Linked DNA regions of Homo sapiens: region 1 is linked to region 2. Evidence: chromatin loops called from intact Hi-C (ENCODE). Cell type or tissue: OCI-LY7. All regions are shown on one strand. Each heading gives the region's core, and the rest is flanking DNA. Links, peaks and the distances in the headings are about the cores only. Region 1 holds the start of CCDC28B (coiled-coil domain containing 28B). Region 2 has its middle 19 kb from the start of BSDC1.

Region 1 (5,350 bases), core at 1-5,000, 210 kb after region 2:
CAGCCCTATCCACACACCCGCTGAAACCAGCCCCCAGGACTCACCGAAGGCCTGCAGCCGGCCAGAGTGGAAATCATTGAGCAGGTTCAGGAGTCCCCCCTCCATCTCATAGACATCAGTCACCTCGGTCAGGAAGGAGTGCTGCAGGGGCGTGCCTGCAGAGCCGCTTCCACCTCCAGCCAGGACTGGGCGGCACTTCTCTTTGCCTACTCTGGGTGGGGTGGACATGACCATGATCACAGGGTAGGGGGCAGTCAGGCACCTCCCGATCTTTTGTGCCATCTGCCTATGCACCAGTTTATCTGTCTATCTGCACTAACTCATCTGCCCATCTACTTACTAGCATAAATGGGTAACTTTATGGTTCCCCTTGGGCACTGGGAAGGGGTGAGGAGGCGTGAAGAGGTCAAAAAGAAGTCTTTTCTGCTAATAACACAGCCAGAGCAGTGCCTGAAAGGGGGTCCCTGGGTTCCTGTCTGAGTGCCTCACTCATTTGTTTTATGACCCTGAATGAGTCACTTATCCTCCCTAGTCTTCAGCGTATATAGAGACAGCTACTCCCTTATTGCCACCAGGGCTGTCTTACCTCCTCCCAAAATATCTTTCTGCCCCTCTTCTTTTTTTTTGTTTTTTGAGACAGAGTCTCGCTCTGTTGCCCAGGCTGGAGTGCAGTGGTGTGATCTCGGCTCACTGCAACCTCGCCTCCTGGGTTCAAGTGATTCTCTTGCCTCAGCCTCCCAAGTTGCTGGCATTATGGGCGCCTGCCACTATGCCCTGCTAATTTTTTTTACTTTTAGTAGAGTTGGGGTTTCACCGTGTTGGCCAGGCTGGTCTTGAACTCCTGACCTCAGGTCATCTGCCTGTCTTGGCCTTCCACAGTGCTAGGATTACAGGCCTGAGCCACTGCCCCTAGCCCTCTTCTTTTTTTTTAATTAAAAAAAAAATTTTTTTTTTGTTTGAGACAGAGTCTCACTGTCACACAGGCTGGAGTGCAGTGGCACAATCTCGGTTCACTGCAACCTCTGCCTTCCAGGTTCAAGTGATTCTTGTGCCTCAGCCTCCCAAGTTGCTGGGATTATAGGCACCCACCATCACGCCTGGCTAACTTTTGTATTTTTAACAGAGATGAGGTTTCACCATGTTGACCAAGCTGGTCTCAAACTTCTGACCTCAGGTGATCTGCCTGCCTCAGCGTCCCCAAGTGCTGGGATTATAGGCTGAGCCACCATGCCCAGCCAACCCTCTTCTATTTAAAAACTCTTTTAAACAAAAACAAAAATACATAGAAAACAAAGCCAAACCAATAAACCAAAAAAACTGTCTTAAAATTTCCACTGCTCTCAGGATAAAATTGAATGCCCCTGCCAGCCTGGCCCTCCTGCCTTCCCAGTTGCCTTTCCTGCTACTCTCCCCACAGCCTTGAGCTTCATGCCCCTTAGGCAAGTGGTGTGCAAAACCAGGGGGAAACACAGTGGTCTTATCTGGAGCAACTGGAGAAAGAATACATTGTATTTAGTGGGGAACAAACATGGACACATTATAAGGCAGCATGCAAACTCCCAATCATAAAAAAAATTCAACAGAGAATTCAAATTGTGCCCCCAGGTATTTCCTCACCATTTCCTGTTCCCTGATACTCCAGGGCCCCCAAACCACCTGTGGTTCCTGAAACCTTTCAGGTAATAGCTTTCTTCCATATTTATACCAGGTAAGCCTCTCAGCGTGGAACATTCACTTTCTTGCAGAGTTGCTCACTCCCTCCTCTGAGGCGAATCCTCACGCTATGTGATCCCAGTGACCCACCTGGCCTTTTTGCCACACAGTTGAGGGTAGGGACTGGGTCTGAGTGAGCTCTGAGTTCTCAGGGGTCTGCTCCAGAAAGGCATCAATTATTGCTTAGGAACTAAAGGCGGAGGCCCCCCTTGCCTTCCTCTCTACAGTGCAACCCAGAGTTGGGGTCCCTCCTCCTTTCCTTCCCTTCTGTACCCACCTCTTGAACTTGGCCCGCTGCTTGGGGGATGGCAGATGAGGAAGTCCTAGGGCCAAGGAGCCGCTGTGGCTGGTAGGCACAGGGACCCTCCGTAGTGTGCCTGGGGCCTGGGCTGGCTGGGCCAGGCAGGGCTTGGGACTCCGTTTCTTCTTTTTGTCATCCATTGGGCGCTGGCTGGGCCTCAGGCCTAGGAGGGAAGCAACCCCACAAAGATAGCCAGGGGCAAAGTTAGCCCTTCACCCAGAAATCCCTGAGAGCTGCACCAAGGAAGGGCCCTGGGACCTTCCAGCTTGTCACCTCATCTATACGGTAGGGGCAGAGCCAGATGCCAGTGTCTGCTGCTGGGATCGTGGATGTACACTTGAAGGACCTTCTAAGGCCCAACCTAATTCCCCTTCTGCCTGAAAACCTAGGCCCCTCCTGAAAGGGTGGGACCAGTCACAACTATCTTGGCGCTACTGGGGCTTCCTGTCACGGTGGCTGGGGGGCGGGGCTGGCAGAGGAAATGTAGTGGGAGACAAGACGGAGGTGAGCTGCAGAAGCCCAGCCGAAGATTAGGGATGTCTTAACTAAACCCTATTCTATTTATCAGGGGCCTAAGCAGATGCTAACAAACCCTGTCAGCATGGGAGGGGGACAAGGTGCAGGTAGGGGCGCCTGGGAAAGCCCCAGCGTGTGGGTAATTGTAGGAGAAGCCGCAGCATACAGGGCAGGGTTCATTGTGGGTTTCCCCCACATAGACACCGGCATCCCTCCACTTCCACCCACCCCCAACCGAAAATATTAGGGACTCCCTATAGGTCCCGCGGGTGTGCTTTCAGCTGCTTCATTTTTCCCAGTCGGAAAGTCCCTGCTGGGCTTCAGCTGCAGCCAGGGTGGACTGGGTGGTTGGCCGCTGGCTGCCTGGGCCTCCGACAAAGGCTGCGCCTGTGGCTGGGCTGCTCCGAGGTCCCCGGTCCAGCAGCGCCCCCCAAGCCTCCGGTCGGCTGGGGTTCCCTCCTCTGGGGGTCTCATTCCAGGCTGCTGCTACCGAGCCTAACTTCGAATTCTGGGACTGGGGGGGTTGGGGGGGTGGGTGGCGCTTAAGCATTTACACTGACACATAGCTGGCTGCCACTGACGGGGTCTGCGGGTGTGGGGAGGGGAGATAGGAGCGCATCCTCTGCCTCTCCGTGCAGCAGCTTGACCCAATTAGGGACCTGATAGAAGAACTGGAGCCGGAGCCTGTGCTCCCCAGGAGCGGCTGGGGCGACCGGGGATCTATTTCCCAAGCCCGGGCTCCAAAGCCATGTGCCAAACTCATCGCTCAGCTCCGCAGCCGCGCTCGAAGACAGAGCGTCAGACCCGCGTCATTCCGCCCCCGCCCTCACTCCCTCAGGGGGCTACTGACCTGGAGGTTTGGGGTCTCGAGTGATGCTTCGGTGCAAGTTCCCTCCGCCCTCCGCCCTCTCCTCCCGGGAACACCACCGGGTGAAAGCTAAGCTGGAGGGAGTTCATTTGCATTTAAAGAGAAAGTGACCTTCTCCTTAGCGCGGTGGGGTGAGATGGGAGGAGCATCCCCGCGTATGCTAAGCAGTTCCTCTCACTCGACCTCACCTCCCCGCCTGAACCTAGGGGACCCTGTTGGTTGTGTGATGTCTATTTTAAAAAGATTTTCCCTTTCCCGGCAGTTTCAGAGAGAAGCTACAGTTCCTTACAAAATGGTGGTGGCTTTGTCAGAAAGGGGGTGGGGCGGGGGAGAGGAGAGACAGAGTGAGTGAGTGAGAGAGAGAGAATGTAAGCACAGAAGAAGCACAAGCAGCAACAGCAGCAGCATCAGGAAGACACTTCGAGCAAAGACAGCCATCAATGGAGTGAGTCCAGTGCCCTATTGAGCACTTTACATACATTTCATCCCCATAACAACCCTTAAGGAAGATACCAGTGTCATTCCCCATTCTACTGAAAGTAAGCAACAGTCTTTTGAGGGCAAAACCCCTCTCTCTACAATGCCAGACAGTTTTCTCTGGTAAGTGGTGGGGGCTGTATTTTGCCGCAGATGAAGTGACAGGAGTCCTCCCCACCCCCCAGGCCTAGGAGACAGGTGTGGGGAGCACCAGGTCATAAGGTAGACCACGCGATTCCCTGGCACCTGACTCCAGTCCTCAGGGAAACCTGAGCACCTGATGGAGGCTGACCCAGTGTGACTGCTGCTGCCTGCAGCCAGATCAATGGGGGCAGCTATTTAAAGCCCTGGCAGAGGCTCCTGGCGCAGGTCCCCAGAACAGCATCTGATACAACAGGAGAGAGGCTCATGTTTGGCCAGGCGGCTCAGCAGGCTCAAGTGAGCTGGCCCAGGGCAGTGCACACAGCCACCCAGCCCACCTTCCCCATCCCCGGGCAGGAGTGGCTTCCTGGGGTTGGGCCTCTTGGCTGATGTGGGGAGCCATGGGCACTGCTCCTGAGGGCACCTGCTCAGGGCTTCTTCCTGGGTACTTCCAACACTCAGAACACTCCACAAGGGTAAAGAGTAATTCCGAACTTTTTCAATAACCAGGGGCCCAGACTGGGGACAACAGAAATCCCTCTCCTTCCCCACCGGAGCTGCTAGAGTAGACAGTGGTAATGCTGCTGACAGAGGGAGCACCCCTGTGGTTCCCATCCTCAGCTGCTTCACTGGGGGGTCAGAAACCTCATTATTCTCAGAGCTGCTTTGCTTGGAATCTCCAAGAGTTGGGGCGGCACCCCCCCCACACCCTCCAGAGGATCTGCGACTAGAAATAACATGGCCAGCATGGAAAACATGTATCAGGACCCAGCTAGAAGGGTCAGAGGCTCTGCTGGGACTGTCACAGTCATTGTGGGCACATCTATTTGTGGAGGCCTGGAGGGAAGGGCAGGTGGGTTGTCTCTGCCATTTCCTGGGCATTCAGCACATATCATCCTTTGTGCCTGACCAACCCAGGACCCAGAGAGAACAGGGTGCTGGGTGAGGCCACCAGCAGCATGTCTCCCATATAGGAGTCCCATGCTTGAGGTGGGTAAATGGGGGGTGTAAAAACTGAACAGAGAATGTGCTCTCCTTAAGGAATGCATACAATTAGAGGCCCCTGTGAATTCCCTTGGGCAGGCCAGGGCTATAGGAGCCTACCCACAGCTCAGACCCAAATAGCAGTGATGAGTGTCCACCCCTCTTAACCTGGGCCTCAAATGGCCTATGCCTGGCTCCATGCCTTTTGCCTTACTGCTGGAGCCTATCAATTTCCTATTGAAACACCTTCAGTTGCCCCCCCTGCCCTCTGGATCTAGCCCACATTCCTTAACCTGGTACCCAGACTCTGGGCCCAGCCTCACCCCCTCTCCCAGTCCCATGGACCTGCT
Region 2 (5,371 bases), core at 129-5,128:
AGGTAGAGCTTGCAGTGAGCCGAGATGGCGCCACTGCACTCCAGCCTGGGTGACAGAGCGAGACTCCACCTTAAAAAAAAAAAAAAAAAAGATCAGTGCTGAAGACATTTTTAAACCCTCCCCTGGATGGATCAGCTGGCACCATCCAGGTTGACAAACTGGCTTATCTGATTTTGTGGCCCTCACTCAGGAACTGATTTAGCATAAGAAGACAGCCATCATGTAAAATGGTGGCAACTAAAACAAAGTACTGCCATGTGGTTATGGGTCATGATCCCAAGGACATGAAACAAGATAGAGACCTGTAGCCAAGTTTATTACTGACCATTCTGTTGGGCTGCCTTGAACAGCAGGCTTATGAGGTCCACGGTCTGTATCCGAACCTAAGGTACCCTTTCTCTTAACAGAACCATATGGAAAGACACACAAAGCACATCAGAATGGCTACAGCTTAAGACCAACCTCACGATTTTTTTTGATTAATTAAAACTTTACAGAGAATATAAACAATGAACCTTATTATCCCTTTCGCTGGTTTGCATAGGGAGAGAAAAGCCAAAAGCTTGACTGTTAGAAAAAACTTCTACCCTTTTGCCAGCGTGTCAGGCTTCTGGGTTCCCTTCCCCTAGCTCAACTCTAAGCCAAGCATTTTAAGGTTTGGAGAAACTAACTTTTCCCAGTTTGGAAGAACATTATGAAAGAGCCATTTTAAACTGTGAAAGTAGGCCAGGTACAGTGGCTCATGCCTGTAATCCCAGTACTTTGGCGGGTCGAGGTGGGCAGATCACCTGAGGTCAGGAGTTTGAGACCAGCCTGGCCAACATGGTGAAACCCCATCTCTACTAAAAATACAAAATATCAGCTGGACGTGGTGGTGCATGCCTGTAATCCTAGCCACTCAGGAGGTTGAGACAGAAGAATCGCTTGAACCCAGGAGGCAGAGGTTGCAGTGAGCTGAGATCACGCCACTTCACTCCAGCCTGGGCAACAAGAGTGAAACTCAATCTCAAAAAAAATAAATAACAAATAATAAAAATAAATAAACTGTGAAAGAAGGAAAAACACTGTAGAAAAGTCTGGGTGTTCCAGTTAGGGTTGTCAAGAGGTATTTCCTCTCTTCCTATTGGGAATGGTGTTTCCCGTTTTTTTTTTTTTTGCCTTTCGTATTTTCTCTTTTCCTTTTAGGCCTACTATGGGAGACATATTCCTCATCTCCAAATTTCTCTGCTGCCTACAGAGCTGGCTGGCTCTCAGCTGTGGTTAGGGTTTGGCTTAGGAGAAGCATAACACCCCTCCATGAGAGGTCAAATACCTAAGTTACATTTTGGAAAGCTTCTATATACCTATTGGGGTTGTCAGAAAATTGGCCTAAGTCTCTCTTTATTTGCCTAAGGTCCTGTAATGAGAAGGGAACTTGAAAGGGCCCCAAATAAGGGAGATCCTCAGATGGATCCCCCAGAAGTTGCTTCTCTAATTTGGGGGCATTATTCTCTTTGGTCATGCCAAATGTGATTGCTAAAAGGGCTGGGTTAATTTTGTAACACTTGCAAAGGTCTAATAAAAAGGCCATGCCCTTGTGCAAAAGAAAATGAGCCACTTTTTCTTTAAAGTTTCAGGGTGAAAGGAGTCCCAGTGCTTCAGAATGCATTCCAGGGGAGTGCAGGCTGAAGATGGTACCCATCTAGAAAGAGAAGTGAGAAAAAGGCATCCTTTTAGTCTCCTTCCTTTTGGTGTGACCCAGGGTGGAGACGAAGACAGTGGGGGTGTCCCCCTGATGTTTTCCCTCCGTGGTTCCTTGGTCCCAGCACCTTGTTGAACATGCCACCCATGGTTGCAGGCGTGACCTCCAGCCATGGAACCAGAAGAACTAAGCGATTGGGGCTAGTCACGCTCACCCAAGTGACTCTAGTCCTCTGCCTGTGATTTCCCTTTGACTTCCTGGATTTGTGTGATCTACCTGGCTCCCCAAAAATTGGATCCCAAGAAAAGCTATGTAATAGTTGGGCAAGGACCCTTTAATGGAGTGGGAGTGCTAAATTGAACTCTATATCCTGCTATTATGGCCCATACTGAAGCGTTTACCCTTAGAGAATGGTTCTCGTTAACTTCTGAACTTAAAATCCCCTTACCAATTAAGTACCACTCTAATTGGAGGCAGAATAGGTGCCTTAAAAGAATGTAGGTATTGAATGGCCCTTTTACTGTTGATGGGACAGTATTGACACTAAAATTTGGTTTTGGAGGATATTTTACCCCTAATTGTTGAAGGCAGAGTTTTCCCATTTACAGAAGTAGCGTGAAGCCTGGTTTTTAGTAGAGAGGCACAAAAAGGGGAGAGAATTGGGAGGCTAGGGTGTTTCAGTGAAGGACAATGTGCCTCATGGAGAGGATCCCTATTCCACTAGGTGGCGCTGTTTACCTTGAAACGCCATGTGCTCTCTAGACCAAGGACAGAGTGACATTGACATGCCATATGTTCTCCAGACCAAGGACAGAGAGAGACCTGGAAATGCCGTGCTCGCCAGACCAAGCGCAGAGACACATGCTCACTGTTGGGGAGGAACCCTCTGTTCCTAGAAAATCACAAAGACACCTTCCCCTGAGCTATATCCCCAGTTACTATGACATTCCCTGATCTTGCCAAACAAGATTACTTCCCTGAAGTGTAAAACTTCCTGCACACTGCATACACAGAGAGGATAAGAGATATGACAAATGTGGTCAAGGAAGGAGGAAATTATGAAGGAAAGTTGGAGATCCTGGTGCCGACACCCCACTGGGGTGGTTGGAAGCAGGGGTCAGTCCAGAAGCCTTTGGATAACACCGGGGGGTAGCCCCAGCCAGAAGCCCTCAGTTGCCTCAGGACTTCTTCCAGCGCCACACCATGGCTGTCCTTCAAGAAAGGTCTAAAATGGAGACTGAGAGCCTCAGAATGAAAAGACAGAGTTGGAGTCCACTCCTTTACTCACTGTTTCGATGAATGTTGTACTTTGGTATCCCAGACAGGCCCCCATTATGAAGCAGCTTCGTTTTCTGGGGTATATACCCTTGGGTTCTTTGTTGTGGGCCAAAAAATTTAGGACACAGACAAACACAAGGAGTTTAGGAGCAGAAGTTTAATAGGTAGAAGAAAAGAGAGAGAAACAGCTTCCTGCACAGAGGAAGGGGTCTCCAAGCAGAAGGAACCTAGCAGAAAATGACCAAGTGGAAAAGGACTGGCTGGTGGCAAATAAGCTGAGTTTTATATACAGTTTGAGGTCGTGGTGTCTGATTTATGTAGGGCTCACAGATTGGTTCGATCAGGTATGGGTTTACATAGGGCACAGGGAAGACTGGTCACCTCACCTTAATCTTCTTATGCAAATGGACTTTCCAGTTGATCAGCACTATCTTATCCACTCCTTTACAGTACCCATGGCTGGCAGAAAAGGGAGGATGGAGCCATCATCTTGAACATGTCTAGTCCTTAGTTCCTGCCTGCATTCACCTGTGCAAGCGCCCAGCTTTCAGGCTGCTCTTTGTTAGAAAATGATTTGGGGCTGCTTTTCATTAAAAAGAGAAGACTTACCAAGGACTCCCATCCCCTTACTATCTGCCTAAGTAATTTCTTCTTAACTCCTGTATCAACAGTTACCCATCAAATACAAAGGAGGAAGGGTTACCAGTAAGCAACAGGGTTGACATGAAAACAGAGTGGTGAGACCTACAGAAATCTTTGGAAACAACTGCTTATGAACGGCCTACCAAGTTCCCACTTTTTTATTTTTTTTGAGACAGGGTCTCACTCTGTCACCTAGGCGGGAATGCAGTGGTGCAATCATGGCTCACTCATTACAGCCTCAACCTCCCGAGCTCAAGTGATCCTCCCATATCAGCCTCCCAAGTAGTTGGGACTACAGGCACGCACCATCATCCCTGGCAAATTTTTGTACTTTTTGTAGAGATGGGATTTCACTGTGTTGCCCAAGCTGGTCTCGAGCTCCTGGGCTCAAGCAATCCACTCACCTCAGCCTCCCAAAGTGCTGAGATTACAGGCATGAGCCACCGTGCCCAACTCCCACTTAATGTTTTCTTTTGTTTTTTGAGTCAGAGTCTTGCTCTGTCACCCAGGCTTGAGTGCAGTGGTGCAATCTTGGCTCACTGCAACCTCCATCTCCTGGGATCAGGCGATTCTCCTGCCTCAGCCTCCCGAGTAACTGGCATTACAGTCATGTGCCAACACACCTGGCTAATTTTTTGTATTTTTGGTAGAGATGGGGTTTCACCTTGTTGGCCAGGCTGGTCTTGAACTCCTGACCTCAAGCGATCCACCTGCCTTGGCTTCCCAAAGTGCTAGGATTACAGGCATGAGCCACCACACATGGCCTCCCACTTAGTTTTTATATCAAGACAAACAACAAAAATACCTCCTTGTCCAGTAAACAGAGGTCTATTTTGACACAATAGACAGTTTTCATCTTTCACGCAATTCCCATACATGAATCAATTCACAGGTGCACAGACCATTGATTAAAGGAAGAGTATAGGATGCTTAAGGAAAGATCCAGCAACAGCAACACAAGTTCATACTATGAACATTTTTTCCTGTTCTTTCCCAACGGATAAATACACAAACCTCTTGGGGACAATCAGACAACTAACCACAGATTCCTGGAGACCCACAATGCCTCTGGGCTTCAGCAGTCAGAGTATGGGCTTATGGAAATGTATGATTAAGTGTTGATAAGAAAAACAGAGAACATTCAACATATTTCAAGCAGAAATGTATATAATGCAGGGACTTGCTTACAAAGATGTTGGAAATGCCAAAGGAGCTAAGAGTAAAATGTGACATTTTCCAGAGCCCAGGAAACCACCCTGGGGGTGAAGCCAACAACCCCACTTTCACTACTGACAGTGCTGGAAGAGCCACCACTGCTAAAGGTAAGTCACCTCCTAAAGCCTAAGAATTTCTCCCTTCTTCTCACCTTCAAATATAACCAAGCACCTCCCATTGGCACAATGTAACTGGGACCCAGCTAGCAGTGGAGTCTGGGAAGTGTTGTTGGCTGGTGTCTAGCTCTGGCAGTACAGGGCAGATGGCAGATGGTCAACTGAGAGGCTAAGTACCAAGAGACAACAGGAGGCATGGGGATTTAGGTGACAAATGGAGTTTTGACCAAAGTCCACTTTAGGGTGGATCTAGTCCCCAAAACTGATAGTTTTGTCCTTGTTTGTATAACTGTAAGGAATTTCCTAAAATACTGGCAGAAACCTGCATTAGCCTACTGACCATAGGTTAATAGCTTTTATTATAAGAATAGGTTATTATATAACTTAACATAGGTTAAATAGAATAGGTTTATTATAAGAATAGGTTAATAGCTTTTAT

Evidence for each region. Peaks named below come from ENCODE experiments on the same cell type or tissue, not always from the same donor. Only the 100,000 strongest peaks of a DNase experiment are listed, where the experiment ranks them.
Region 1: it touches region 2 in a loop (8-fold over the local background); 27 of 110 quality-filtered maps call a loop at or near these places.

What each region holds. Positions count from the first base shown.
Region 1 is chr1:32,198,740-32,204,089 of GRCh38, reverse strand. CCDC28B (coiled-coil domain containing 28B) reads right to left here and starts at 3,495. Exons shown (of 6, transcript NM_024296.5): 1 at 3,381-3,495; 2 at 1,991-2,177; 3 at 45-211. The coding sequence starts at 2,154. RefSeq lists enhancers at 2,118-2,167, 2,129-2,649, 2,518-2,737, 2,650-3,169, 3,428-3,507 and 2 more. In OCI-LY7, for the core only: a CTCF peak has its summit at 2,953; DNase peaks (open chromatin) are centred at 2,469, 2,829, 3,249 and 3,539; H3K4me3 peaks cover 3,019 bases; H3K27ac peaks cover 2,864 bases.
Region 2 is chr1:32,411,173-32,416,543 of GRCh38, reverse strand. No RefSeq gene overlaps it. Among named protein-coding and RNA genes, the nearest start is that of BSDC1, 19 kb to the right of the region's middle. In OCI-LY7, for the core only: CTCF peaks have their summits at 2,186 and 2,399 (motif pointing right); a DNase peak (open chromatin) is centred at 2,423.